Regions from separate parts of the Homo sapiens genome. Here region 2 is linked to region 1. Evidence: chromatin loops called from intact Hi-C (ENCODE). Cell type or tissue: gastrocnemius medialis. All regions are shown on one strand. Each heading gives the region's core, and the rest is flanking DNA. Links, peaks and the distances in the headings are about the cores only. Region 1 overlaps CASZ1 (castor zinc finger 1). Region 2 overlaps CASZ1 (castor zinc finger 1).

Region 1 (15,136 bases), core at 3,516-11,515:
TGGGCTGACCGGCCAGGACTCGAGCTCTGATGGCTGAGCCCACCTGGTGCCTTGCAGTGGAGGCCTGGGGGTCTCCATCCCCGGACCCTGTGACCCTCCCTGCCGGCCTCCTCCTCCATCCTCTCCTCTCCTGGCCAGCTCCTTCTCTTTTCCTTATTCCCCCTTTACACAGCCCCCCATCCTCTCTACCGCCCCCTGTCTCAGGGGTCCGCCCAGCTCTCTGCAGACCCCCCCGCCTCTCATCATCTGGATGAGATGGGCATCAGAGGCCCGTGGGGCAGCACTTCCTAACCACCAACCCACCGGGCTCTCAGCCCTCCCAGAGCCCTGTATCTGGCAGGGCAGGCTCCGCCCCAGTGGGCACCCTCTGCCCGGGCAGCCCAACACAAGCGGCGAAAGCTGGTGGAGAGCCGAGCCCTCCTTAAGAGGACGTGTCAAGTACAATTAGCATTATCTGTCTAAATATGTCCTGGGAACCGGAGAGCGGGCGGTGGGACTGGGTGGCATTCCGGGAGCCCTCAACAAGGTCACCTCATCTCCCACAATCCCCCCAATCTGATTTGGGGATTACATAGCCTAAGGAAATTGGTGTTATTCCTCTTGCATCATTGATAAGCCACAAATGAGGGAGGGGGAGAAGAAAACGTAACAGACAGCCCTCCCCAAGCCTGGATAGGGTTCTGAGGCCTGCAGGGGCAGGGCCTGGCTTGAGCAAGGGTTGGGGGGCCTGGCCAGCAGGCTGGCGGGGGGACTCCCTGTGTTTTCTCTCCACGTACACACAGGCTGCCCCTTTGAACCTGGCTCCCCAAACTCATTATCTGGGCAGGAGGGCCCCAGCCTGGCACGCTGGGCCAGGCCGCGTGTTGGTTAAAGCCTCCACGTTGTCTGACCATCGTCCCTCTCCCTGCACGGTCTCTGGACATGGGCTGTGATGACTCATGGGTAGGACCCCGGGGTGGAAGGTGCTGTCGGCAGCCTGATCCTGGGGCATGGAGGCTTCCTGATGCCTTGGCCCCTGGCCCGCCCTTGCCCCTCTGTCACCAACTTGCTAGAGCGAACAGTTTGGCATTTGTCATTTTTATGTTCAGGGGCCCCGGGGAAGAGAGTAAAGGAGCAGTTGCTGCTGTATTCTGTCATTGTCCCCAGGCATCCCTGCTAGGCCGCTGCAGCTCCACGGGAGCGTGCAGGCCACTTCACCAGCACCCCCACTCCCGGCCTCCTCCACGGAGCAGTGTGCACGGCACGGCTGACTCTTCTCCGCCTGGCTAGGGAGGTCCTGAGGACCACATTGCCCCTGCAGTCAGTTCCTACCACTTTCTGACGTTTTTGCAAACTGTGGCTGGCATATGCCTGAATGAGCCAAATCAGAGCCCACCCGGCATGCCTGAGTTTCTGGCCCTCTTGGCTGGCCCTGGAGCATCAGCCCCTCAGCCCATGTGGGGCAGGGAGCGCCTGGGTACTCAGGAGGGATGGAGGGCGTGCACTGGGGAGTCATGGGCTTGGAAAAGCTAACAGGGCTCCTCTCTCTGCCTCTCCAGGATGAAGTGACACCCCCAGCTACATCCGAGGAGGTTCTAGGACCTGCTACGAGGTAAGGCCTGAGCCCCTCCCTGAGCCTCGCGTCCTCTCCCCGACTGGTGACCACTCACCTAATGCACGTGTCACCCTGGGCTGGCTTCAGTCCTGCTGAGCACCCAGGGGGAGATGAGAAGGTGGAGATGGGGAACTGCAGCCACCCCACCCATTCCGCCCTGATGGGAAAAGATGCCCTCCCGCCAGTAGGATCCCCTCGGTTTGGCTTTTAGGCTGGAAATGGTCTGGGGACATATGGATTGCAGACTTTGGGGAAGGAACGTGCTCAGGGCAGTGTGGGGCAGTGGGGCACCTGTGGTGGCTGGGCTCAGGTTACCCAGCCTGCGGTGCCCGCTCTCACAGTGCTATTGCCTCCGTGGCGGTGGCCGGCTGTGCCTGGACGTGCTGCCCAAGCTCTGCCTCAAGAACCGCATGGACTCGAAGGCCCCAGAACCCCAGTCCTGCCTTCGCTCCTCGGAGGCTGTGCCACCCCTAGTGGCTTCCTCCATCCTCCCTAAGAGGCTGGCAGGGAGAAGGCCACGGCCGAGGCCAGGACAGGCTGCCATGTCCTGCCTTTCCTCAGGCACGGGGCTCCCCTGAAGTCCAAGCATACGGGGCTGCCCCAGCCTGGCCCAGCCTTCACGGGCTGTGTCAGTCCCCGGGGTGGTGGCGCGAGAAACCGCGGGGCCACCGGGCCTCGGGCCCCAGGCAGTGCTGTGTCAGAGGTGACCGGTGGAACGCCAGTGTTATGTAAATAGCGGGGCCTGCCCGGCGGGCGAGCTGGCTGGCTGCAGCCATCCATCATCCCCGCTTGGCGGGGCGGGGGACAGACACGGCACCGTGCGCCTGGCTCCAAACCTGTTTGTTTTCCCTTTGTCTCTCGCGTTTCGGGCCCCGGCTGCGACCGACCGGCTCTGGGTTTTGTCCTACCGGCCCCCTTCCCCCCAGGAGGACGGAGAAGGGAGGAGATTCCCCGGCTCCCACCGCGGCATCCCTTTCGGACTTCAAAGGCTCCCCCAGCATTGTCTGCGCTGGCGGGCAGTGGCCCTGAAAACGTGATCAGAGGCGGCCCGGTGTAGGGCAGGCCCGGCCCGCGCCCTGCACTCTCGCTGGGGCCGGTGGATTCCTCCCTTTGCCGCCAGCACCACCCTGGTTACAGCTCCATCCCGGGTCCTCTCGGCCTTTCTCTCCCTGGTGCCCCTTCTTGCTCCCTTCTGGCCACTCCCGTCCTCCTCTTAACCATGGCCTCACCCCTGTCTCATGGAGTTGAGAATTCTAGAATCTTCAGAGCTGCGAGCCTCCATGCCTTCACATGGTCCATGAGGATCTGAGTGCCGTGGAAGGCTCCTCAGGATGCCCCAAGCTGGGACCAGTTCCTGGATATTGGCTTCCCACGCCGTGCCTTGTTCTCTGTCCCTTCCTTTGCTCTACCCTCTGATCACGAGAACCTTGCTTCCTCTAGAAACCTCCGCCCATGAGGTCCTGACAGGGTAGATAACTCCGTCCCCAGGCAGCAGGGTGAAGCCAGCCATTCCGTGTCCTGAAATTCAGCCCCAAGTGCTTCCATTCTCTGGAGCAGGGCTTGGCAGAGCCCTTTGACCCACAGTCTGCTTTTATAAATAAAGTTTTATTGGAACACAGCCATGCCTATTTATTCAGGTATTAGCTATGGCTGCTTTCACTCTATACTTGCAGAGAGAGTTGAATGGCTACAACGGAGACTGTTTGGCTCACAAAGCCTAAAAGGTTAATGATTTTCTCTCTGGCCCTTTAGGGAAAAAGTTTTCCGGCCCCCGCTCGAGAGGTTTTAGCTCCTGCACTTTAGGGGGCCTCGGAGTCTGACCCTATGGAGAAGGGTGGGCTCCTGATTCCAGGGAGCACCTTGAAAAAAAAAGCCCCACAGGTCGTGGACTGGCAGCCCTGGGTCTTCTATTTCTGTGTCAGGGCCCTGGGAAGCAGCATAACCTCTGAGCGCCAGTTTCTCTATTTGTAAACTGCTGTCTGCTTCCCAGGCTTGTGGCAAGGAGGAGCTGGGGTGCCTGGGAGAAGCTGTGAAGGTTGAGTTATCGGGAGCTGCTGAGGGGCAAGCAGGCTGAGGGGGTAGTCCAGGTCTGAGACTGGGCCTATAGGTGGTGGGTGGGAACCAGGCTGCAGTCTGGCTGAGAAGGCCCTGGAGGTTACACAGTGGGTGCTGGCTCTGTCTAGGACCAGGGACCAAGGCCGCCCTGGCCCGGTTCTACTGCTGTGGGCCAAGGTGGGAATCAGGCTCCAAGCCCGAGAGGAAAGGCTGGAAGGGAGTGGGCAAGGAGACGGGAGCTGCGGCCGCGGCCAGAGGTCTGCTGCAGAGTCTGCTGGGCCTCCTCTCGTGCTAGGTCTGCTGCCGTCTCTCTTGCTGTCCTCTTTTTGAGGGCTCCTGGCCTTTTGTCCATCTCTCTTTCCCCTCCAGGCCTCCTCTCTGCATCCCTCTATTTCCTCTTCCTCCTTGCCTTCCCACCACCCATAGCACCCCCACAACTCCATGGCGCTCTCTCTCTCTCTCTCTCTCTCTGCCTCTCCCTCTCTCTCCTTTTCATCTACTCGGAAGGCTTTACTTTACTTCCTTGTCACCCTAATTGATTGCATTAACCTTTCAGCGTATTGGATTTCCCCGGCATCGTGCAGAGAGCCCTGTGCAATATGCTTATAATCTAACCCATAATGGACAGTTTGCAGTCAACAAGCCCCTTCTCCCATCGGCCCCATTGACATCTCTCTTGCCCAGGCCACCGTGGCCACTTCCCCCGCTGGCAGGGGTGGGGCAGTGGAATGGGGCTGGGAGGAGGCAGACACAAACCTGGACCCACCGATGGGGTTCTTGGCCTCCCTCTCCTCCCAGCACTGCCTCCAGCCCCGCGTCTCCCTCTCCAAGCTCCCTGGCCCGGGTCATTGCCAGGCCTCTGGTCTTCGTGATTCCTCTTGGCTTGGCCTTCTGCCCTTGGGACTCTCTAACAAGTGACTGATGGGGCTGGCTTGGATTTTGTGGGTGAGTTCCCTGTTCCACCCAGATGCTTCTCAGAGCAAATCTTTCCTCCTTCACTAGCCCAGGAGGCTTTGGGGAACGATGATGGTGGCCACTTCAGGAGGCAGGTGGTGGATGAGAGGAGGGGTCTGAGATCTCTGACCTTCACTGGCCTCTGAGCCAGTGGGAGGCCTCTGTGGACCTTCTGGAAGCTGGGCGCGCTCCTTGAAAGGGTGCAGGTGCATAGGGAAGACAGAAAGCAGGGGATCTGCTGAAGCCAAGGCAAGAGGGTGATGAAGACCCCGCCAGGGCTGGCCTGCGGGGAGCAAGGCAGCAGCAGCTCCTCCCAGCAGGCAAGGAAGCGGACATGTGTCACCTAGGTTGGGACCTGTACCCACACTCATCTCAGGATTGTGTGATTCGAGTGCTTGGTAGGGGACGTCTCGGAGTCTCTATTTCCCATCTAATGTTTGGCAGTAGCTCTGAGTGGATCCACCTGCTGTCCGCAAAGGAAGACAGACGCCGCCCAGGCAGCGGGGCCGGAAGCCCAAGAGAAGCCTCAGTAGGCAGGATGGCTCAGCCCAACGGGGGATGGGCCGGGGGAGGTGGAGAAACTGAGGCCTGGCTTGTCAGGCTGGCAGGAATGGGCTCCCTCAGGTCGGCTCCTGGACGAGCACCTGTTAGTTCAGCAGGAGGCAGGAAAGCCAGCCCCCCGTCAGCTGCCTGGTCCTAGGGGCTCAGCCCCAGGCCTGAGCCCTGGCCCCAGTCCGTCCCGGCCAAGGCTGCCAGCCCTCAAACCAGCAGCCTGATCGGCCGAGTCTTCATTCACGACAAGATGGGATGTCAGGTTGAATACATTAGTGTCAGGCTGGAGGAGCAGGACAGAAGCTCCCCTTAGCCCTGGTGGTACTTCCTCTCTCCCGCACTGTTCTCCCTCCAGCCCTTTGCCCGTTATCTCCTTCTTCTGACCGCGCCCCCCCTCCTCCCATCACTCCATCACTCTGAAGGGCGAGCTTTGGCGAGAGGGGGCTGGACCTAAGTCCTTCCCATCCTCTCCCAAGGATTTTGGGGGTGGGCAGAGGGCACAGCAGGGAGAAGCCAGGCAGCGAATTAAAGTTTGTGATTGTCAGCATCAGGAGAAGCTAAATAACCCTGTAACTAGTATGAAGGTGAATTCACGGTCTGCTGCACATGGAGAATATGAGTGTCTGCGAGACAGGGAGAGTGCGCACGGGAACCCGGCTGCCACGGTGGGCAGCCTCCTCTCCAGGGACCCGGGCAGGAGGCAGGAGGAGGGCCACGTACCCGCTTCCCTGCCAGGGAGCAGCTGCCCAGGAGCCCCACCAGACACCTGGGGCAGCTCAGCTCCTTGACAACCTGCTGGCCCTGGCATCAGGGGCCCAAGTAGATATTTGTAAGCACCAATGGTATACACCCATGGACACCAGCCCAGGCCTTGGACTGATCCATATTAACAGCTAATCCTTATTGAGCACTGACTGTGTGCGGGCTGAGTGCTGTGTGACAACAACTCTATTCAGGAAGTGCTAATATGATCCCCCGTCTTTCCCCCACTTTTTAATAACCGCTTTATTGAGATATCATTCATATACCATAAAATTCACCTTTTTAAAATGTACAATTCAGTGGTTTTTAGGATATTCACAAGGTTGTACCATCATCACCACTATCTAATTTTAGAACATTTTCATTCCCCCAGGAAGAAACCCTGTACTCATTAGCAGTCCCTCTCTGTCCCCCACTATCAGCAGACCTAGGGTTCCACTAACGATGATTTCCTGAAGATGCTGGGAAGGTAGAGGGTCAGTGCCTGGGTTCAGGGAGCAGAGCCTGTAGAAGATGGAGCTGCGGTGTGAACCCAGGTACTGAGACTCCAGAGCTGGTGCTCCATGAGGGATTGCTTGATGTCCTGGCTAACCCCCACCCCACCCCTGACACACATGTGCCTATCATGTGTGTCTGACAGTTCAGGCTCAGGCGTGTACATACACCATCCAAACACCTAGACTCAGGCAGCAGCACACGTGTCTTCTCCCCAAGTACGCTGGCAGCTCCACATAGAAAACCTCACACCTCCCATAAGGACAGCGGGCCTCCCCTCCTGGGACCCCTCCCTTGGCTTCTCCCCAGCCCTGCTCCTAGAAGGGAGGCTTGGAGCAGGAACCAGCAGCAACAGGGTAACTGAAGTAGCCAGAGAAACCTAAGTGGTTTCAGAGCTTAAAATGAGAAATCCCATATCTTCTGCAGCTGATCATTGTAACTGAGACAAAATGCCAACCCAACATTCCAGAACAGGTCCCCGCCCGGGCTGGGGCCACAGGCTGGGCCAGGCCCACAGGGCAACCCAACTAGCCCAGGTCCCTGCTTCATACTCTGTGTGTGTGTGTGTGTGTGTGTGTGTGTGTGTGTGTCTCTATCTCTCTTTCTCTCTCTGTCTCTCTTTCTCTCTCTCTCTGTCTCTCTCTCTCTTTCTCTGTCTCTGTTTCTCTCTCTCTCTCTGCCTGTCTCTCTTTCTCTCTCTCTGTCTCTGCTTCTCTTCTGTTTCTTCTCACCTTTTTCTTCCCACCTACCTCTCTCTTCTCTCACACTCCACGTTTCCACCCCAAAACTTTTTTTTAAAGTTTTTGTGGCCACACTCTTGAACTCACAAAAACTGGGAAATTAATGTGAAACCGTCGCTGCTTCTGATAAGAGAAACCTACAAGGGTGAGACAAAGGGGAAGGGAGACACAAGAGAATCAGTCTGTTGGATTTTGGTTTGGGGTTTTTTCCTCCTTCTCTCTCCCTCCAAAGTGGAGGATCCGGCCGGGCCAGTTTGGATATTTATTAAGAAAAAGCCAAAGATAATTAACTTTTTTGTTTTTGTTTTGTTTGCGGGTGCCTCCCCTGCTGGCACTCCTGGCTGCCTGGCAAATTAAACCTGCTCCCGGCTCCCTGGGTGCTGGGCTGCCAGCAAGACTTCTGCCGACTGTCCTGGATCTGCCAGGGCTGCCAGCTGCCCACCCAACAACCTACCTTGGCTTTCAGACCTTGGGTCACTTTATGCCCCCACCGATGCCACATCCCCAGGCTCTACTGACTCTGAGAGCACCTTTTAGAGCAGGGTAAGTGGGATGTGGGGGTTGGGGGAAGAGGAGGGGCTACTGTTTGGGGTTGTGGCCAGCACTTCCCTAAAAGGAAATGGGGGGAAAGTGTGATCCTCTCCCAGGGCACAAGGGCGTTCCTCCTGGCCAGTTCAGGGCCGTTGACTTCCCAGGAGAGGGGAAGGAGAACGGAGGATGAGCTGGAAGTGCAGGGAGAGGCCAGATTTGGGCCATGTCGATCCCCAGCTCTTCTCCCCGAAGGCTGGTACCCTGCCAGGCCTCATGGGCCCCTGAGAACGCCCTGGAGCAAGCAGCCTCTGGGCCATGGAGCCATGTGTGATACCTGTCCACCCCCAACCCCAGGCTCCATCTTGCTCCCACCCCCAACCCAGGCCAGGCCATGGGTGGGGGAGCGGTGGGGGAGCTGAGTGGCTGGAGAGCCAGTGCTTGGGTAAGAGCTGGCTGCCTCCGGTCCGGTCCGCTGTGCTGGAGCCACACAGAGCCCTGAGGCCAAGCTGTGACCTAAGCCTGAGCCCAATTCATGGGCCAAGAAGGTGACACTGGGAGTTAGAGGCTTCCTGGTATGAGACAGAGCTGAGGACTTCTCAGGAGCCAGGAGAGCCCACGAGAGGAAGGCCAGTTTGGAGGAGCTCGCTGGGGTTGGAGGTGCGGCTTGCCCCTCTGTTAAGCCAGTCCCCCTCAGCCCTCCCCTGCCAGGGACCCTCCTTGGCCCCTTGGCTTCATCCCCAGCTGGACAAGTAGGCAGTGATGGTGGGCCTCTTCCAGGTGGGGAGCCTGCTTCGGAGCCGGCCACAGAGAAGAGGGCATTTTTCAAGGATTTTGCTGGCCTTTCTTTTTCTCTGAAATATAAGGATGTGCAATTTTTTTGGTTTCAATTTAGCATTGGAGAATTTTATAATTTAGTAATTAAAATCTCTGATAGGCTTTAGAAATTGCGGCTAATTGAATTTAATGGGAAGATGATTTTCAATTTTATTTGATTACCGGGACCCCTGGCATCGGTATTTATGGGAAAAAAATGGGAAATGTGCTGTGTGGGCTAAGATGGCATAATTGAATTAGGGATAATCGGATTTCTCCGTCATGAATTTCACTATAATTTTCCTATAATTTTCCATTAGATATCTAGTTTACAAATATTCACAAAGAAATGAAGCTCTTTCGGAATGGAGATTGCTGGCTAACAGGATTACGGGGCCGAGCGTGCGGCTGTGCCAGCCCCTCTCCTGCCATAATGCAATCCCTGCGTCTGCCTTACACTCGGCGCGGCCCTCGCTCCGCCACCCACTCTGTGGCTCCTTTCTCCCCTTTGTTTCCTTCTCATCCTGTTGACCCCCTGCCCCAACACCCACCTGTCTGTGGCCCACGACCTCCCGTGCCCGTGGCCATGCCGTGGTGCCTTGGCTCTGCCCTCCCTCGGCCCCCATGCTTCCCGTCCACTTCGCTGGCTCACAGCTTTCCCGACACCCTCCCTCCATCGGCCCCGGAGCGGGCTCACACGCAAACACACGGACTCCCTCGCAGGTGCGAACATGCTTGTTCGCAGGCACACGCAGTCCTTTGGCCAAGGCTTCTGTGCCCTGGCCCAGTCGCCTCAGATGGAACCAGTTTATTGGGATCCTGGGGTGGGGTGCAATAACAAAAGGAGCTTTGTTCAAGTTTATGTGAAAGTTACAAATTCAAAATGAGAGCAGATAAAGCATGAGATACCTGGTGTGTAAACAGGCTGGTGAGTGAGAAGGCCCCAGGCTCGGGAGGGAGAGAGTGTAGGTGGGCAACTTGGGGGTGCGGGGGGGGTAACAGGAACCAGCGATAGCAGTGTGACAGGAAGGGCAGATGGCTTTCCTTGGTGCTGATGTGGGGAGCCTGGGTTGGGGGGAACCGCTGGGTTGCCTTCCACTTCTTTTTCTCTTGTGAGTGGGTTGTCTCAGGAGGAGCTAGAGGCTCTGGGCCCAGGGACTCAAGATCAGAAGAGATTATGGCATTGGACTTCCATCCCTTGAGTCCCGGGCATGAAGGTCCTCACTGTGGCCTGGCTTTGGGGTCTCAGGTGTCCTCAAGGCAAAGATGGGCCATAGCCTCAAAAGATGCCTCTCCTCTTGGTATGAGCAGATACACTCAGAGAGAAAGAGAGAGAAGGGGGGGGCGCATAATCTGGGGGCCCCTCCATGACACAGCCTCTGACTCATACCCCACAACCTCGAAGCCTCCGCCGCCTTCTCTGACCTTCATAAATCCTTGCGCTCCGAGTTGGCCTGTTTCTTGCTTCTCTGACCGCTGCTCCTCCACTGAAGGCCTTTTCCTCTTGGGCAGGGCCCACTCAGCCTGTGGCTACCTGGCCAGGGACTTGACAGAGTGGAGGCTTTCCAGGCATCCCCACACCTCCCTCCATTGCTGGCTGCCATCCCCCAAGCTCTCTCGAGTCCTGTCCCTTCCGCCATTCCTCTGTAGCCTTTGTCTGCCTGAGACCCCCCGAGTTACTGGGTGGCCAATCCAGGTGGTCCTGCCTGGGCAGCTGGAGGGAAGATGCTTTCCTTTTCCCCTCCACACCTTCCTCATGGGTCAGGCTCTGACCACTATCAGCTGAAGCCCAGGAAGACATTCAGAGCCAGCCAGTGGCTGTGTGGGTCACGTATGCAAGCAGCTCCCCATCTTTGCAGACATCTTCAAATGCACCCAGAAATCACCTCTTCTATCCCTTGCCTCCAGGCTTCCTCCTACACACAGTTGCCCAGATAGGAGAGCAGAGGCTCAGAATTGGGGTGGGGATTGATCACCTGCTGTCACCAGCCAGAGCTGCAAGCCTTTTGTTACGATGCCTTGCTTTGGGGAGTCATTGGGAGCAGCACCCAGAGGCATGTGTATACCCCACAGCGGTCCTGGACACAGATGCCCTCTCTGAGATCCCATGTCGGGAGCAGAGGCACACAGTCCTCTGTGCTGGGTGCCCGGTACGGGCAGTCATACTCCCAGGCTTAGACTTGGGGTAGTTCTGTTCCCTTATTCAGGGTTTTGGGGCCAGGGGCAGCTCAGTAAGGTTTCTAGGCCTCTCCAGCTGCTGTTCCTATGTAGGGATGGGTTGGGGAATCACAGAGCCAATGAGGCTGTGTGACGGCCAGGAGTGGGGACTGCCAGGAAGGCAGTGGGAAGGGCAGTGGAGTAGGGGAGGGATGCCCAACTCCCTGAGAGGCCATTTAGAACTATAGAGCAAGCAGGAAAAAAGGAGAAAAATGAGGGGAAAGTAGGAGAAAGAGTAGATTGTTAACTCCCTGATGTCTTTGCCCCAAGGCCTCCCTGGCCCCTCCCTTTGCAAAATAGAAATATTGCAAAAATAGGCCAGCGCCATGTTGCTGGATGCTGTCCAAAGACCAGGGAAGCCTGGGCCCTGCTCCCCTCCCCTCATCTGAAGGCAGTGTGGCCCCTCCTGAAAGAGGAGCGCTGGGAGAGGCGAGGAGGGCAGCAGGGTAGGTGAAGAAGGGACGGAGAACCAGGTCCTTCCTTAGCAAGGCTGCCCAAGGCCCTGCTCACCCCACCGTCTCTTTCCTTGAGGCCCTCTGGGCCGGATGCGTCACTTAAGTCACCAACATATAAGGACTCTCAAAATATATGGCTGCAGCAGGGACATCTGGGGATGTCCCATGGTGCACGGTTCATGGAGGGGAGAACCCTCAAACTGCCTTCTCTGGCAGAAAAGAAAGAGGAGCACGGGCAGCACAAAGCGCCTGGCTGGCCATGGGCTGGCAGGAAATGAGGTTCCACGTTGAAGGGGACAGGCCTGGAGACGGCGTGGGGCGGGGGGGGGGGGGGTGGCGGGGAGGGGAGGAGGAGCCGGGATGGGCCTCAGACTCCCTGGTTGAGGGTGCCTGTGCTCTACTGAGCGCCCTTCCTAGGGCAGCGGCCAGAGGGGCAAGGCAGGGAGGAAGCGCAAGTGATGGCCGGGATCATGGGTCGGGGGCTGTGGGGAAAGTGGGGCGCCGATCTCCATTCGTCTGGCTGCGGGGCGGATGGCCCAACTTTGAGGGAGGAGTGGGCAGAAAGACCGGAAGACCGGGGAGGCTCTGGGAGGACACTTGGACCCGTTTTAAGGGCAAAACCAAAGCAACGCCGAGGAAACCCCACTGCGTGTCCCAGGCCGGCGCTCCTGGGGCCCAGGGCCGGGGACGCGCGGGGTGCGGGGGCGCGCGGGCCTGACTGCGCCCTGCCCCGCCTCGCCCCGCGCTCCTGTTCCTCCAGCTCCAGAAGCCGCCAGTGCTGTGAGGGGAACACGAAATCCCTGTGCTACCCCAGGAGCCCCGAGCCCGCAGGCAGCGGGCAGGGGAGCAGGGAAGCGCGCGGCCTGGCGGGCGCGGCCCCGCGGCGCCTCACACCTGCGCCCGCCCTCGCGGAAAAGTTAGCGCGGCCGCGCGGGTCGTGGGGCAGGCGCGCGCGGCGGCCGTCGGTCGCGCTCGCGGGGCCCGAGCGGCCGCTGGCAGCATGCGAGCGCGCGCGCGGCCGCCGGCGGCCGGCAAGAGTGGGCGCGTGCCCGCGGGCGCCTTACTCGGGCCGCGTTCCCCGCCCCGCGCCGGGTCCCCTCCCGCCAGCCCTGAGCGCAAGTCCCCGCCTCCTCCTCCCGGAGCCAGAGGTTTGGGGAATCGCAGAGCCAATGGAGCCGGCCGCCCTGCCAGTGCGGCGCGGGCGCGCGCGGCGGGGGCGCGCGGCGGGGGCGCGAGCGAGCGCGAGCCCATTCACTCCGGCACCGGGCGGCGGGCGGCGGGCGGGCGCACCGGGCGGCGGCGGCGGCGGCGGCGGCGGCGGCGGCGGCGGGGCCGCGCTCTGCTCTTTCACCTGCCGGGGCCGGCGCGGGCCGGGCCGAGGAGGCGGCGCCGCGGCCGCCCTGCCAATCACCGCGGCGCCTGGCAGCGCCCCCGGCCGCGCCCGCCCGCCCGCTCCCTCCTGCCAAACTGTTACCCTGAGTGTTACCGGCAGGAGCAATGACATCAGGGCTTTAAAACAACTTGTTATTCGGGGAGTAATCAGTTGCAATTAGGCATTAATTAAGTATTATGAAAGTTGATTATTTAAGTGAATTCGGCTTTCGACTCTCCGACTATGGTGAGTACCGGGCGCGGGCGGGGGAGGCCCGGGGGCCGCGGTCTCGGGCGGCGACCCGGGCGCGGGGCGCGGTCGGCGGGACGGGGGCGCCCCTGGGCCTCGCGGATCCCCCGGCCAGGGCCCCCAAGCCGGGGCCGCGCCGGCCGAGAGTTGCTGCCTTAGTTGGAGAAACTCAGGCGGCGCGGACCCGCGGGCGCGTGCGGGGCCGAGCGTGAGAAGCGGGCGGCGCGGAGGAGAAAGTTTCTCCGCCGCGGCCTCGGCGCCCGCCCGGGACGGGCCGCTCCTGCGGGGCGGGGGACAAGCAGGGCGGGCGGCCGGGGTCCCGCGAGACGCTAACCCCGTGTTTCTTCTCTCCCGGTCTTCCCCTGGTGGCGTTCTGCGAAGAGTTTGGGACCAAGGAGAAGAGAATGGATCTTGGAACAGGTACCGGCCGGTGGGAACGCAGGGGCGGCTCTTTCACTTTTCTTTCGCTTCTTTTACGGAAGTTCTTATTTTTAGCCCAATGAGGTGGCGGCGGGGCCGGGTGGGGGCCGGGAGGGTCGGGCGGCTGCCTCCCGGCGTCCCGGCCTCGGGATCGGCGACTTCTGAGGCTGTTGTTGTTGTTATTTGCCACTTGCTTAGAGGCTGTGACTAATGTGATGCTTGTCATTATGAAAGAACCGAGAGGAGCAGGAGCTGGGGGGCACCCAGAGAGAGGATTTAGGGGGTTTTTGTGGGGTTTTTGTTCTCCGTGTTTTTTGTATGGCTTCGTGTTTTTTTTCTGTGTGTGTGCCTTTTTTTTTTTTTTTTTTTTTTTTTTGTTCTCTGCAAAGATCTTTGTGTGTCTGGCTCTGGGGTGTGTGTTTTTATTTTTTTAGTGGGGGGTGGTTTAGTTTTTGAAAGCAGCGTCCTGTTGGGAAAGGTGGTTAGTCTGGTTTCGGGGCGACTGTCTCAAGGTAAAGGAATTTAATTTATTTGGGACAAGGCTGTGTCGGATGATCAAGCTGCTTATTATGGCTAATGAGTATTTTTCACCTGAGAATCTGTGGGATGAGGTGGCTGTTATCAGTTCAAAGTGAGGGGCCCCGGACTGTCTCCCACCTGCCTCTTTAGCCCCCACCCTAGGGGTGGTGATGGACCAGACAGACTACTCAACGTAGGCATCTGGGTTTGGGGGCCTCCTGTGGGACAAGGCCGGGGGCTCCAGGAGGCCTGGTGCTCACCTGGGGCAGTTTATCCTGATATTTTGGTGTTTTCTTGGGTTTAATCTAATTCTTTCCAGTGTTTTTGCCTTCAGCTCTTGCGGGCTTCCCATGGGCCCTGGCTATTGAAACCAAATTTTGACCAGGACCCTCACGTGCTAGGTTGACAAAAGCAGCTGTCTTCTTAAATGTTTTAAAAGAAACAAGCAGCCCGATCATTCATTGAGACTGATCTCTGAACTCTCCTGGTTCATTGATGGGATAGGTGATACTGGTGGCTGTTAGCGTTGTTGTTTATAATAGGCCCAAGTTCACAGCATCGGCCCTTGGGACCCATGAGCTGATATCTGACCTTCTAAAGGTCAGTGGGCAGAGAGACCGGAGGCAGCCCTGAGGGGATGAGGATGGGTGGCACGGTGGCCGGTGAAGAAGGGCCTGTGTTTGTTGGGGGGAGGTGTCATTTGCAGAGTTTGAGGACTGTGTGACACCAGGTGTGATCTTGGCTGGTCTGACGTGGAGGGCCTGGGGACCTCTGCGCCCGGGAAGGGTGTGACACCCCCTGCTGGGCAAAGTGGTAAAGGTGTCTAAGGCCAAGGCTGCCACCCTGCCCCTCCCTGCCCTCCACTCCCACAGAGAACCTGCCTGCCCCCACCTCCAGTCGGTGTCTCATCACCTCCCTCTCAGGCCCCACCCCCTTTCTTCGGAAATGGGGCCCCCACCCATCCCAGCCAAGAAGCAGACCTCAGAGATGGGCCTGGTGGCAATGCACCACCCCTTACCTGGGGCAGGAGAGCCTCTGCTTGTGGGCCAGCACACAGGACCCAGGCATTGCAGAGCTGGAAGGCAGGCCCTCTGGTCGGCCTCCTCCTAACCTGGGTGCCAGCTGGAGCCAGCGTCCATCCTCCTGCCATCCACCAACCAGTCCCTCCAAGTCTGTCGTGGGGACAGTACTCCAAAGCCCTTCTCTAGGGTGTCCTGACTGGAGCGAGGGCCTCCCAGCCCTGGTAGGAGGCAGGTGGCAGAGCCTCTTGTGGCTTCTCTCCTGGGCCTTAGGGAGACTGACTTCTCCCAGCACTCCAGGGACAGGCTCTGGAAACTTTTCCTAGAAGCTAGAAGGGACCCTGAGGTCAGCTGCTTCCTCCTGTAGCTGGAGTAGAGCACTCCCAGTG
Region 2 (15,136 bases), core at 4,867-12,866, 66 kb before region 1:
GCAAAGGACTCTAAACCCAGCCCCGCAACAGGCCAGCAACCTCTTCTTTTCCTCTGTAGACTACACAGGAGGCCCTGGTGGTGGGACTTTTTCCAAATCCCTAATCTCAGGGACAGAGAGGGAGGCCCTGAACTTGGCCCTGGCCAAGGCCAGGGCAGATTTGACAGTGTGCTGCCGAAAGCAGTCAGAGTTGAGAACATTTAAAAGGGGTAGATTGTTTAGCTTTTGAAATGGTTCCCGATTCTCCGAGAGTCAGGAGATATACCGTGTGTATCCAAGGATTTAGCGACGGTGTCAGGTGGGAGGGTGCACTCCGGGTGGATTTCCACCCAAAACTCTAATTACATCCACAAGCAGACGGAAATGGGAAAAGAGGATTAGTGCAGTGCCCCTTGTGGGCCTGGCGGTGGAGGACCCCAGGAGCACCTGGCCTCTGTGCAGGCACCTGCCCACTCCCTCAGGTCCCACCTCTGTGCTGGGATCAGAGTTAAGGAGGTTTGCTCCGGACCACCACAGGGAGCTGCCAGGACCTTCAGACACTTCTTTGTCTACTCGTCTGCTCTGAACTCTCCCCAACCCATCTCTGGAGAGGTGAGGCCCCTCTGAGCAGCGACAGGGCTGCTCCCACCCTGCGGCCTCTTCTCAGCGCATATCAGCCCCAGCCCAGACTAGAAGGACGCTCCATTTTGAGTGCTTTGGTTTTCTTTTTGGCATAGGATGTGTGTGTGTGAGCTGGGGACAGGGTGCCTCACAAGCACACACACAGACTGCTGTCTGGTCTGACCACAGCAGGCCCTGGAAGCTGGAACCCCCACCTGCTGCCTTGTCCTGCTTGGTTTGGGGGAGCCCGTTGCCTGGTCCATGCGTTCCCCCGGCCAAGTATGCTGAGAAGCTAGAAGGCCGAGGCCTTCTGCCCCCAAGACTTTGACCCTTCCCCTCACCATGTTCAGTCCCCGGGGTGCGTGAGACCCCTGAGGATTCGGAACCCCCGCTCGCCCATTTCCTTCCCGGGTCCCACTGTCCTGCACCTGTCAGCTGTCTCGCTGACTGTCTGGCTTGGCTGCCACCCATCCAATCCCTCCCAGGCCAGCTCCACCCCCGCCCCCTCCCCCAGCCCACACTCCCTCCCTTCCTGTCTCTGCCCACGTCTGTCTCTACCTGCCCGTAGCCGGCACACCTGAAGATCCGAGGCTGCCTAACGGAGTGTGGGGATGGTTCAGGGTGTTTACCAGACAGCTGGGATAAGGTATTAAATCCTGCTGCTGTCTTCCCAGGGCCAGGTTCCTCAGATGGTTTTCCAAATCCCTAATCTCAGTGCCCACATCCCTGCCCAGCCTATGTTTGATGAGAGCTTTCCTTTCTGATTGAAGCTGTACCCAGCAGGATCTGTCGTGGGCTTGGGTCTGGGTTCCCACCGGTGCTCGATGACACGGGCACCCAGCCCCTTCCTCTCTGTGGTCCTTCCTTCCTCCCCTCCTTCCTTTCCTTGGGAATCTTAGTGAGTGGGGGCCAGGATTCTGCCACCAGGTGTTCTAGAGCCTTCGGGAGCCCCCATCCTCCACCATGTGGTCATGGGGCCACCTGCTGTCATGGCAGGCGGAGGTCCCAGATTGGGCTTCAAGTCAGAGGCGAGGGGGAGGAGGTGGGAGGGAGCAGGCCAGGAGCAGCCCTTACTGAGCCCACCCATACAGCTCTTCATGCTCAGAGTAAAAGTGGCCAGCGTGGGGTTCTGCCCTGGGAGAGAGTCTGTGAAGCAAACCTGTTCCTTTATGGTGTCTCTGCATTGGCTTAGGAGATGACAGCTTTAGGGAGGAGCCATGCACCTGTCTGGCACTCAGGTGGACACCCTGCCCTCGTTAAACTGGCCGAGCTTCTGGGGTCACAGGAGGGCCTGCATGCTCCTCCAGTGAACAGGGACTTGGAGACACCCAGTGGTATCCATTCTTCATGTGTGGCAGAGACAGCTTCCCAGAGTCTTCCATGTGGTAGAATATCTGGATATGTGTCTGCCCTTTCCAGGATGGCAGGACTAGGCAGAGAGCAGGGACACCCTGCTCCTGATCCTCAGCCTTCCCCCGCAGAAACAAGGCTGAAAGAGGCCAATCTGCTTCCTCTCCTGAAGCTGGGAAGTTTCTATGGGGGAAGGAGCAGAACTCTAGACCAATGGGGGCATGTGGCCAATGGTGGCGGCCTGGGTCTAGCCCTCTGGGGGTGCCTGGGACTGATGGATGTGTTCTTTCTCCCAGCTGCAATGTGGCCTGGGCAGACCCTTCTAATTTCGGCTTCTCTCTCCCTAGCTCCAGACTGCCTCTTCTTTCTCCCACCCATGCCCCTTCTCCTCCTTCCTCCAGGCAACCAGAGGTGTCTTAGGTTTCACAACAGCCCAAGCCTTCCTTTCTCTCCAGGTCTCCTCACCTTGTTCCTGCAGGCTCCCCCCAGGTGTCACGTGGCTCCACCCTCTCACTGTTGCCTTGGCAGTCAGTGCCGCTCCCGGTTTGTCTCTGTCTTTTGCTGAGATCAGGGCACAGACAGGAGTGGGGAGTTCCCTGGGGGCCGGCCGAGAGGGGCTTGGCAGCAGCTAACTGGGCTGGGACGGGACAAGGGGCTGCAGCAGCCAACTTCATGCCGGGTCCTCAGTCAGCATCCTCACCATCAAGGCTGGAAGCGGGTTCCAGGGGGAGTCCTGGGTGCCAGCATCCCCAATTTTATTTCAGGGGTGTTCTTTTTCTCATATGTGTTTGGCAAAGATCAAGAAGTGGAATAGAAAATAAGGGGACAGAGAAAATCTGGAGGGTGACAGTTGGGCTGGTGAGGAGGAGGAGGAAGAGGAGGAGGAGGAGGAGGAGGAGGAAAGAGGTGAAATTAATTCATTAGAAAAACTTGTTTACTGGCTTTGCTTAGGTGCCTCCATTTTAAAAGTCTACGTTTACAATAAGTCGCTAATTAAAATACAAAATTAAGCAACAGCTATGTTTTTTTTTCCCTTACACTTTAATTGCATGATTTTTTGTGATGTAATTTCTGGAAACACCCAGCGTACCTCACAGGGCTGATTGTTTGATAGACTAGAAGTACCCGAAACCAACCCCAAAAAATAAATATATAAATCCAAGGGAAACTGAAGGTAGATTGGAAATGACACAGAACTGCAGACAGCGGGGAACCAAAAATCCATAATAATAATAATAATAAAAACTTCTAAGTAAGGACATTTATCCTGCCGCCACCCCCGCCCCCACCTCCCCAACCTGCCTGAAACCAGAACAATCTGTGCCTCTCAAGGGAAAAACAAGCTGCCATAGAAGCCAGACCAAGTGGGGCGGTTGCTCCCTGTCCCGCACCCCCAGCTTGGCGCTATGGAGAAAAAGCAGGCGCAACTGGGAACTTTCCCTGCCTCCATTTCTAGCTGGGCTCAGTACTTGCTGGGGCTTCTGCCTTCATCTCTGACCTTTCAAGGGAATTGTCTTTGTCCCCCTTGTTCTGAACCTAGATGCAATCCCAGGAGGAGATGCTTGGGGGCAATGACCGCCCCTCCTGGGAAAAGCACGTCTCTCCTTGCACGTGCCATGGCAGACAGCGGGACTGGGGCTTGGGTTGCTGGCCCTGTGTTCCTCGTTATCCTGAAAGCACTGGCTCTTCTGGAAGGGAGTGGGAAAGGGTGATCCGAGGTAAAAGAGGCATGGGTTGACTTTGCAGATGGCCCCCTGGCCTACTGCCTTCTTTAAGATGTAGACCTAGGTGATGATTGCAAAACTGCAGAGAAACCTGTCAGGAACTGATGGGGTGGGGCTGGGAGGAAGCTGGGTCCCACTGGTGGCCTAGCTGCTGGAAAATTGCAGGCCCAGCATCTTCTGTGGGCTCGGGGCTCCTAGGTGCAGGGCATCTGGGCAGTGGGAGCATGCAGGACAGAGGGGGCCTGTGACCGCACTGCTGGCTCCTTTCACCACCCCGCAGCTAGGGGCCCAGTTGGCTGGGACCCCAGCAACCCCTCCGTACACTCTGCTCCTGGGAAAAAAGGAATTACCTCCTTTTAGGGCCTTTTTAAAAATCTATTTTTTCTCCTTGATTACAAGTTATGCTCATGTGCATTGAAAAATACAAAAAAGTATAAAGAAAATAATTTAGGCCAGGTTCGACAGCTCACACCTGTACTCCCAGCACTTTGGGAGGCTGAAGCAGACAGACCACTTGAGCTCAGGAGTTCAAGAAACTCCTGGGTGACATGGCAAAACCCTGTCTCAACAAAAGATACAGAAATTAGGCAGGCGTGATGGTACACATCTGTAGTCCCAGCTACTTGAGAGGCTGAGGTGGGAGTATGGCTTGAGCCCAGGAGGTGGAGGCTGCAGTGAGCCGAGATCGTGCCATTGCACTCCAGCCTGAGTGACAGAGCCAGGCCCTGTCTCAAAAAAAGAAAGAAAAGAAAAAAGAGAAGAGAGAGAAAAGAAAAGAATTTAAAAATGTGTTTTGTGAGTTAGGGAGACAGAGATACCTGGTTATAATCCCTGGTTTTCCACCCAGCAGTATCACCTTGAATAAGTTACTCAGTTTCCAAACCTCAGTTTCCCCATCTGTCAAGTAGAAATACTGATAGCGTAGATCTTGCAGGCTGGTCCTTGATTTAGTGTAATGATCCATATATAAAATACTTAGCACTGAGCCTGGCACATAGCACCCTTAAATATTACTTCTGGCCAGGTGTGGCGGCTCACTCCTGTAATCCCAGCACTTTGGGAGGCCAAGGTGGGCAGATCACTTGAGGTCAGGAGTTTGAGACCAGCCTGGCCAACATGGCGAAACCCTGTCTCTACTAAAAATACAAAAATTAGCCGGGTGTGGTGGTGCGCACCTGTAATCCCAGCTATTCGGGAGGCAGAGGCAGGAGAATCGCTTGAACCCGGGGAACAGAGGTTGCAGTGAGCCGAGATCACCCCACTGCACTCCAGCTAGGCAACAGAGTGAGACTCCATCTCAAAAAAAAATTAACTATTTCTGTTTCTGTTATTATCATTAATAATGACTATTCCCACTATCTTGGGATAATAGACATTTAACTTTTTTACACTGATGAGTTATCTATCTAAACCTGTGCTATCCAAGCCTCTAGCTTCTTTAAACTTTCATTCATTAAAGTAAAAGAAAATTGGAAATTCAGTTCCTCAGTCACATTGTCCACGTCTAGTGCTCAGTAGCCGCATGTGGCCAGTGGCTGCTGTGTGGGACAGCATCCTCCAGCACACAGCCACTGGAGTGTTCTCGCCGAACCTTCCCCCACTTTTCTAAGTGTCTCTTAAGGGCTGCATAGTGGTCCATAGCGTGGCTGAATCACATTCTCTTACTGGCTTGAGTTTTCTTTTCTTTTCTTTTTTGAGACGGAGGCTTGCTCTGTTGCCCAGGCTGGAGTGCAGTGGCACAATCTCTGCTCACTGCAACCTCCGCCTCCCAGGTTCAAGTGATTCTCCTGCCTCAGTCTCCTGAGTAGCTGGGATTACAGACGCCGCCACCACACCCGGCTAATTTTTGTATTTTTAGTAGAGACGGGGTTTCACCATGTTGGACAGGCTCGTCTCGAACTCCTGGCCTCAAGTGATCTGCCCGCCTCTGCCTCTCAAAGTGCTGGGATTACAAGCATGAGCTACCATGCCTAGCTTGGCTTGAGTTGTCATTCCTGGGAGGTTGGTGCATCCTCTGGGCTCTGATTGGTCACCAGCGGTTTCTGCCTCCTGGCACCTGCCCTGTGGTGCTCTCTGATTGGTGCCAGGCAGTGATGGATTCTGGGAGGAGCAAGCCCGGCCGGCTGATTGGCTCTCAGTGGTGATGCCAGGGCTCTGCTTCCCCTCCCCCACAGTGGGCTCTGGCTGGGCAGGAGGGGCCACTCCCCCCAGCACTCTGGTGCCCGTCCCCCAGGATGCCTCCTCCTCACCCTTCACCCCAGAAGGCTGGAGTCCAGGGAGAGGAGGGCCTTGGTTGAGGGAGTAAAAATGAACAATAGGCCAGGTGCAGTGGCTCATGTCTCTAATTCCAGCACTTTGGGAGGCTGAGCCCGGCAGCTAACTTGAGGTCAGGAGTTTGAGACCAGCCTGGCCAACATGGTGAAACCCCATCTCTACTAAAAATACAAAAATTAGCCAGGCATGGTGGTGCGTGCCTGTAATCCCAGCTACTTGGGAGGCTGAGGCAGGAGAATCATTTGAAACCAGCAGGCGGAGGCTGCCGTGAGCCGAGATTGCACCACTGCACTCCAGCCTGGGTGACAGAGTGAGACTCTGTCTCAAAAACAAACAAACAAACAAACAAACAAACGAACAATAATGACCCACCCTGCCCTGAGCAGAGGGTCCAAGATAAAACCCGGAGGCCCCTGGGGGAGCCTCCTGAGATCAGGGCGGCCTGCCTCATGGGAAGCACCATGGTAGAGGCTGGCCTGGCTCCCTGAATCCTGTGCAGGCCTCCCGCTCCTTGTGAGGGTCTTCCAGCTCCCGGAAGGCCCCTGACTCAGTCAAGACACTTGTGAGATTCCAGGGTGGAGTCTGGGGTCCCAGGTCTGGGGTCTGCTCCAGGAAGACCTTGCAATGGTGGGTGACCCTCCTGTGACTAGGGTTGGAGTGGGCGTTGGGGGACTGGGGTGATGCCAGGGTCGTGGCCCTCCTCATGGGCCGAGGGCTGTGGACAGGGCCAGCGAGGGAAGTGATCCCCGGGGCAGTGGGCAAGACAGACAGGGAGCTGCAACCGGACCTGCTGATGTGGCCCTTTCTGCTTGCAGTGGGTCATAAAATATGGCTCAGATTTTCATTACGGGCTCTATCGATTATCTTCTGCGATGGATGAATTATAGAGAACATTAAATTTTTTTTAAAAAGCAAGTGAGAGAGGAAATATCTGAATGACTTTGGGTGGTCGATGGCAGAAAGGGCTGAGCCACCAAGCCTGGTCTCCGAGCAGGTGTGGACCAAACCTCTCGGGGCAGGCAGCTGCTGACTCCTCCGGCTCTCTGCTTCCCGGCCTCCCTGGGCCTGGCTTTGCAATAGGGGAAGCCTGTGCTCCCATCGCCCCCGCCCTGTCCCCTCCAGGGATCTGCCTAGGATCTGGGAAGGCGGAAAATCAGGTTGTTTACAGGGCTGTGACCTGGAAATAGGACCCGTCCCAGGCTTTGGGCCTCCATTGCTGGGAGATGGGGCCCCAGCTCTGCTGCCTGCCCTCCAGGGACTTCCTGATTCTGGAGATGCCTGCCTGGGTAGAGGGAAGGGTCAGAGGACATCGCTGATCTCCTGGGCCAGGACTGGGGCAGGAACTCATGAGGAATGTGGACGACCGGGCCCCATCTTTTCCCCACTCCTCGTTCCTCCCATCAGGAACTCATGAGGAATGCGGACGACCGGGCCCCATCTTTTCCCCACTCCTCGTTCCTTCCATCAGCAGTCAACGGGCGCAGAGGATTTCTGTTTTCCTTCTGAAGTTTGGGAAGAGCGAGTCTAGGTCCCACCACTCTGCCTCTAAGGCCAGTCCAGAAAGAGAAGCTCCTGAAAGCCCTTCCCTCCCTCGCTTTCTCCCCACCCACCTTACTAAGCAGTGCTGTGAGGAGGTGTCAGGCAGTTGGGGTTAAATCATGTACCAGTGTGTGACCTTGGCTGGGCCCCATCTCTCTGTGGGTCCCAGTTCTTCAACCCTCCACTCGCCAGTTGAGAGAACCATCTACTTCATTGCAGGTTATAGATATTAATTTGCGATGGTTATATGCATTAATATATTAAAATCCTGAGCCCACAATGCTTAATAAACATGAACTAGTATCGTTTTCCTCTTCTACTGTGGCAGGGTCTAGAAACCTTTCTTTCTCTTTGTTTAGGCTTTGTGATTGATTTATCAAATGCTTGACAGCACCTGCTTTGTGGGGCTGTGAAGTACCTGCTCGTTACCCGGGTGTTACCACAGGCTTCACCTTCCCCCACCTTTCAGCCCGGCCAGAAGCACCTGAGGCTTTGGTTGTGACATCTGAGCCCTGTCTGGTGGCTCTAGGGGACCTACTTGGTCGAGGGTACTTTCCTCAGCATGTTACACGTAAGAAGCCATTTAATCCTCATGACGGTTCGCAGAGGAACTATCTTTATCCCCATTTTACTGATGGAGAAACTGAGGCACAGAAAGGTTAAAGTCGTTAGCCTAGAGCCACACAGCTTGTGGGTGGCAGAGCCTGGATTCCTACCTGGGCAGTCTGGTTCCAGAGTTTGTGTGCTTAACCACAGTGGCATGTTGCCCAGTGATCTGGCGGAGTGGCATATATGTGTGTGTGTGTGTGTGTGTGTGCACGTGCTGAACGTGTGTTTTGTGACTGACTCCACTTTCTGACCCTCCGCACGGTATTTGGTTCCTGCAGATAGATCATCAGTGGCCCCTGCATTTTCTGGGGCCCTGTTCTGGGTGGAGCATGTCTCCCCAACCCCCACACATCCCCTCACCCAAGCTTCACCTAGGCTGCTGTGAAAAGGTGGTGGTTTCCATGGATATCCGTCTCCCTCTGGCGACACGCCCTTTTTTGTATAACTCTGTTCCCTGGAATTGATTGTTTTTGGCACACAGCTCTGTAAACTCATCCAACAATTAAAGTGGGGGAGGGGTGGAACAGAAAGGAGACAGATAGTAACTGTGGGGTGAGTGATACGGAGGAAGGGCCTCTGGGGTGCGGGTCCCCTCCCTGTCCCCTGCCGGCAGCAGGACAGTGGACAGTACCTTAAGTGTGGAAAGGCCGCATAAGCAGCTGGCTGGGAGTTCTGAGAATTCAGAGCCCTCTGCACTTGAGCTGCGTTCTTGCCCCATCTCTCTCTCCCTCAGAAATCTAAAGGGTCCCAGGTTCAGGTCCAATGAGGCCGTTGCCAGAGGTCACCTGAAGCCGTGAGATGCCAGCCTGGACCGATCTGCATGTTGGCCGCCCTTGTTTTGGCTCATTGTGTATGTGTCTGCCCTGTTTGTGTACCGTCGAATACCTGCTGCGTTGGGCGTACCCGTCGTGGGCCGTGTGAGATCACAGATGAAAAATGCAGCGAAAAACACTTTCGTGCCACAACACATCATGGAGGATTTTTGTATTAAGATGTGGATTTTTTTATTGTTTTTTTTTTTTCCTTTTCCATACAGCCCTGGAGTTGGGCAATGTGCACGTCTGTGTTTTTGTTTTCACTCGGGTGGTTTATGAAATCTGCTCATTAGCGCTCTGTCCTCTCCCCACCCCGGGCTTATCTTCCACCACGTACCCTCTCGGATAGAAATCTTTCCCTACCACTTCCCAGTGTCTTCCCTCCTGCAGGGAGATGATAGGCGCCTCCCCGTACCCACATTCCCCCAGGTGAAAATCAAGGGGTTCTCTGGCCCTGCTTCCCAATCCCGCGTCTCCGTGGCTGATGTTCATTGTGGGGGGAGGTTCCGATGTAGGGGAGGCAGCAGAAATCCCTGCCCCACGCCCCCAAAGATAAAGCCCTTTTGCTTTCCCCTTATCTGGAGAGAAGAAATGGAAGTTGTCCTGTCCCAACAGGACCTCCTGACTTAGCATGGAGGTGGCTTCCTTGTCCCCATCCTGTCAGATGACAGGTTGCAATGGGCATGACCACAGTCCAGACCCCATTTGGAAGATGTGTTCAGGGGTTCATCCTGCTCGCCGGGTATTACCATGGGCCTCGCTTTCCCCCCTTTTCAGCCCGGCCAGAAGCACCTGAGCCTTTCATTGTGACGTGTGAGCACTGCCTGGTGGCTCTGGGGGACTTGGTCCAGAACTGTTTTGAGGCCAGGAGAACTGAGATTCTGGAGGGACAACAGCATCAGTTGTGGGTGGCTGCAGAGATCACAGGGAGGGGAGCAGGATGACCTTTTAAGTGAGTTGGGCCTTGGAGCCTGTCAGCCCAGGCCTGGCTTTGGCACCTGTACATGGTATGATCCTTGGCAAGTCACTTCGTGTCTCCATGCCCGCCCTCCCTAATCTATCCATGGGGACCATAACCATTTCTGCCTTTGTGTTGTAAAGATTTGGCTAGATCATGTGCGTAGGGCACTTGGCACGGTGCTTGGCAGATAGAAGGCATCTGACTGGTTCATACCAAGAGTTCTCACTTTGGCCTATTGGCAGGGGGCAGAGGCCACTTATCAGTGTGCCCTTATGCCCAGCCTGCCGCCTGGCACATAGTAGGCACATGGTCCAATTCTTATTGGAATTGGTTGGAGGGGATCAAGTAACTAAGGGGCTCCCTTAAACCTGAGAGCTGTTAATTCACAGGGCTAATGGAGGAGAAGGAGAGACCAAGGCACAGATTGAGGCTTGGGAAGAGCTAAACAGAATGGGCACAAAAAAGAGCCAACAGGGCTGGGTGCGGTGGTTCACACCTGTAATCCCAGCACTTTGGAAGGCCAAGGCAGGCCGATCACCTGAGGTCAGGAGTTCGAGACCAGTCTGGCTAATCTGGTAAAACATCGTCTCTACTAAAAATACAAAAATTAGCCAGGCGTGGTGGCACTTGCCTATAGTCCCAGCTACTCGGGAGGCTGAGGCAGGAGAATCGCTTGAACTCGGGAGGCAGAGATTACAGTGAACCGAGATTGCGCCACTGCACTCCAGCCTGGGTGACAGAGCAAGACTCCATCTCAAAAAAGAAAACAGAAAACAGCGAATGGAGCGTTCTGTTGGAGAAGAGGGGCCAAGCTGCACGGAGCTCATCTGACTCTGACCTGAAGTCAGGGACTAGTTCAGTTCCACCGACACCTTCGCTGCCCACGGTGGCCCAGCTGTTGTGCTAGATGCTGGAGACGCGCAGATCATTAGGACCCGCTCTCTGCCCTTGAGGAGTTAAAAGTCCAATGGTGGAGACAGACTTGTGAACAAATTACTTTAGTCCAGTATGGATGTAAATGCTGTGGTGGAGGATATAGGAGGAGCAGAGTCAGGGGTGTGTGGGGCCACCCGGGGTAGATTTCAGAAGGCTACCTTGAAGAGGCTTGGAAGAAGAGGGTGGTGGTGATTCTGGGCATTTCTAGAGTGCTTGTTAACACCCTTTCACGCCTCTTGTCCATCCTCCGCGCAGCCTGCAAGGTAGGAGGGAAGTCTTAGGCATCGTCTCCGTCTGGCTGGTGAGGGGACGGAACCTAGGGAGATTAGCAGGCTTGTCTAAGGGCCCATGGAGGTTTCGGGGACAGAAGTGGGACTCGGACCCACGTCTCCTGGTTCTCAGCCCGTTGTGATTTCTGTAAGCACGCTCACTCAGCTTCTCACTTCTTCACCATGGAGCCGCTGGTCACAGAGACCCGGCCTCTGCGCTCTGCACTTTCTGACCGGGATCCATGGCCCCCGGGGCCTGGGCTGTGGGAAAGCCTCAGTTTATGGAAGGCCCCGCGGCCTGTGCCCTGGTTTGGTAAGTGGGTCAGGCCACTTGGTTGGGGACAATCCTGGAGCAAGGCCACGCCCTGGCAGGCTTGGAGGATGGCAGGAATGGGGAAGACCGTGGGGGAAAAGGAGGAGGAGGCCTGGCCACACCCTTTATTCAGTTGTTCTTGCTGCCAAAGCTGAAAAGCATCCTCTGCCCTGGGCAGGCCCCACTTTCCGCTGGAAGAAGCCCAACGAGCGTCCCACCAGGGCCTGGAGCCCCCTTTCCTTCCATAGCTGGAACCTCCTCTGAGCCAAGGACATGAAACACCGAGAGTGTTCACCGTTGGCCTGTGGTCAGCCCCTGGTCTTGCCAGCGCCTTGCCTGGAGTTGGGGAGGTAGATGTGTTTCCCTTAACCTTTTTTCTGGGGAATGTACATGTCTGTTTTACAAAGCTGGAAGAGGGGCATGTCAGCCTCCTGTGTAAGATGCTGGCTTTTAGGTGGGTTCGTTCTGATGGGATATTGGAGTGGAGACCCCCAGCAGATGGAGATTCTTGGAGTAGGAGTGTAGGTGGTCCAAGGCATGCCTTCTTCTAGCCCAGGGGAGTTTTGTGGGTGGACGGGCTGCCCAGGGCTTTGGGGGATTCTGGACTAACAGGCAGGGGAGTTTCAGAGCCCAGAGGAGTGAGTCTCCCAGTGGCCCTGAAGTTTCCATTAAAGTGTTTTTTCCTCTTTTTTAAAGAAAAAAATATTCCCAAACTGGAAAACAAAGGAAATCCACTTCCCCCAAATCACACGAAACTCACATTAGGGGCCTGGCAGGAATCCATGGAAACCAGGAAACCCGCTGTTAACCCTGTGTGGCGCCGAGGGGTGGGATGGGAGCTGGGCTGATCCAAGCCTTGGACAGTGGATGCTGTCCACCCCTGATGGCCTCCCCCAGGGAGCTGGTCTCGGTGGCATTGCCCCAGCCGAGGTAGGGCAGAGCTGATGCTGAAGCTCTCACCTTCAAAGAGCCAACTCCCCCTCGCACTCAGGTCCAACCTTGGGAGGCAGGAGGGGAGGGGTTCGTGCACTCCTGCAAGGCCTCCGGGGACTCTGAGGGCCGGGCCAAGTTGGAGAACCTGCAGGGCAGCTGCCCACACCATGCCACACTAAGGAGGCAGGGCCCAGCCCGCTCACACGCTTCAGGAACGCAGAGCTGCTGTGGCTGCTGCAATCTTCCCGCAAAGGGGGAAGGAAAGGGCCGGGATTTCAGTGGCAATCTTCCTGATGCCAGCTCCGCAGGCAGGGTGGGCAGGAGAGCGGACCGAGCACCCCCTCTGGGTTCTCAGCACCCCATTCTCACATCCACGAGGCCGGGCTTCCAGGGCTGGGAGGTCGTACGCCGAGATCGGGTTGTGTGTTTGTGTTTGCACGCGCATGAGCTCCTTTTTTCTAAAAATGCTGAAAATATTTACAGGTTTGAAGTTGAAACGCAAACAGGAAAAGCCCTTTAAAAAGTGAGTGTAGTGGATATTCAAAACAGGAATCACCATGGAAACACCACAATATTTGTTTAAATTGACACAAAGGTTGCCGGTAGCAGGGCACCAACTTTCTTTGGCTACTTTTTTTTTTGTCCCAACACCTATCGCAACTGAATCTCAGCAGCCCCCTTTCAGGGCAAGGGCCCACACCCTCTTTTCTTTTTATGAAATTGAGTCCCACAGTACCAGAATGGAAGTGGGGAAGGAAAGCCAGAAGAAATTAAATTCACTATCCTGGGTCGCTGCAGAGACACCTGTTGATTCCTTTTATAGAGGCTCCCAGAAGGCCACCCAGGGGTCAGGGGAGCAGCTGGGAGCTGGCGCAGGGAAAGTCTGGAGGGAGCAGGCGTTGGGGAGCCCAGGGTTGGTTTGGTTGCATGGGTTTGATCTGTTTCCAGTATTGGCTTGATCCATTTTCAGGCCTGACCTTTCACCCTGGGTGCCCAGCCTTGGGTGTGATCCTTCTGTGTTACCTGGGGAGGCACCTGATTGGCCTAGTATTGTTTCTACCTGTTTGCTTCTTTTATTAGGTACAACAACTGCGTAGCCATTGGCTAATAATTGTGCGAAGGGTGCGTTGGTTGCAGAGTCAGGCATGGTATGCGCCGTGGCAATGCCATCTGCTGATTGGCTGGCAGGAACGAGAATCTCTTACCTGGCTGGCTGGTTATCACACAAGGTGTGGGAACCTTAGCCTCCCTTGTCCTCCAGTGTGGGGTGGGTTTGTGGGTGTCGGTTGTAGCCTCATCTTTTCTGTTTTCCTGTCTCATTTTGGCAGGCAAACAGACCTTGCTGACTGAAGGCAAAGACTCCTCCATCCCACCTGCCCTCCCAGCTGCCACGGCCATCGACCCCTCCTTTACAAGGGGCTCCTGCAACTCCCCAGCAGCACGTGTTGGAATGGACTTCGGACCCTGGCCTCTTGGGATGCAAAGGTAGATGCTTCCGGTTCCCAAGATGCCACTAGGAAGTGTGGGGTGGCCAGTTTGGGGGTTGCTCTTTAGGGTACGGACGATGTAGGGCCTAGACTCACCTTTCCCAGTGGGTTCTGATCCTGAGGGTGGTAGCTTAAGCACCATCAGTGAAAATGAAAAAAGTGTTGGATGGAGAAGAAAGCTCTGGCCTGGGAGCAGGGCACCTGCATTTGGGCCTTGGCCTTGTCACCGACTCACTACTTACTCTCTGGATCTCGGTTTCCCCACCCGTGAAATGAAGAGGTTAGCATAACTGGCCTTTTAAGGATCTTCCCAGTGTTTCTATGGTATGACATTGAACAATGCAGCCCAGGCTTTGTGGCCAAGGACCATTCTCCATCAGATGCCACTCCCAGATCTAAGCATTAGGTTGGAACTTCGTCTTAGAAGGGCTGGACAGTAGTTCCAGCCTTTCTCCATCTCCAGAGGCTGCTCTGCTGTAAGCTCATATGTGGTAGGAGCTGGCCTGGGGATGATTTATCAGGCTCTCTTCAGTGGTCCTCCGGCCCAAATAGGACCCTTCATAGAGGAGAAGCTGTAGGTGCCTTTTGACCCAGGCTTGGAAATAGCCCTTTGCGTAAGGCAGGTCACTCATGCCAGGGAGGGGTAGTCTGTGGAGCTGGTACTGTCAGATATTTACCTGCAGGTATCAAACGTGGCAGTTCTTGGGGTGAGGGGTTGACACACATTGGGTGACTCATTGCATGCTGGTCATTATTCAGTACTTTCTTGAGATCCCAAGGAAACCAGTCCAGAGGGATTGGGTGTTTGCGAAGTTCACGGGCAAGGTCTAGGGGTGGAAGCAGAGGCTGAGGGCCTAGAGGATGTCTGGGGAGGGCAGGGCCGGGGGCTGCTCTTCCTATGTGTGCCAGCCTGGAGCCGGTGTCCCTGGCTCACCTGCCTGCGCTCTTCCTCCCCATGGTCACTCTGGGCAGGTGTGTCCTGCCCCTCCCTCTGGGGCTGGGCTCAGCAGCCCTGGACTTCGAACTTGCAGGGAGGAAGCGCTTGCAGAGACGGGAGCCTTGGTGCGCACTGGGGTTTGGTAGGTCCCTGAAGCTGCAGACCTGCCTGAATCCAGGCCATGCCTCCTCAGGGAACTAGCTCTGGATACAGCCCAGAGATTTGCAAATCAGATGCAAATGTGGCCTTTGGTCGCTGTGGTGGGGCAACTGTGTGGCTGCGACTCTTCTTCCTGGTGTGCAGAAGGTGATCATGCTCCTGAAGTTGGTCTGTCGTACTTAGGATGTGCTGCCGTTGTCCCCTGGATAGCACCGGGGCTGTTTAGACTG

Evidence for each region. Peaks named below come from ENCODE experiments on the same cell type or tissue, not always from the same donor. Only the 100,000 strongest peaks of a DNase experiment are listed, where the experiment ranks them.
Region 2: it touches region 1 in a loop (3-fold over the local background); 3 of 110 quality-filtered maps call a loop at or near these places.

Annotation. Positions count from the first base shown.
Region 1 is chr1:10,691,947-10,707,082 of GRCh38, reverse strand. It overlaps CASZ1 (castor zinc finger 1), which reads left to right. Exons shown (of 21, transcript NM_001079843.3): 3 at 1,539-1,591; 4 at 13,171-13,209. The coding sequence starts at 13,194. Among named protein-coding and RNA genes, the nearest start is that of CASZ1, 97 kb to the left of the region's middle. RefSeq lists enhancers at 585-1,506, 1,507-2,429, 2,430-3,351, 5,160-5,660 and silencers at 12,105-12,164, 12,175-12,374, 12,485-12,654, 12,955-13,044. In gastrocnemius medialis, for the core only: no CTCF peak of the experiment used is centred there; no DNase peak of the experiment used is centred there; H3K27ac peaks cover 1,020 bases.
Region 2 is chr1:10,759,373-10,774,508 of GRCh38, reverse strand. It overlaps CASZ1 (castor zinc finger 1), which reads left to right. Exons shown (of 21, transcript NM_001079843.3): 2 at 13,652-13,808. Among named protein-coding and RNA genes, the nearest start is that of CASZ1, 30 kb to the left of the region's middle. RefSeq lists enhancers at 12,053-12,553, 12,554-13,054. In gastrocnemius medialis, for the core only: no CTCF peak of the experiment used is centred there; no DNase peak of the experiment used is centred there; H3K4me3 peaks cover 557 bases; H3K27ac peaks cover 5,901 bases.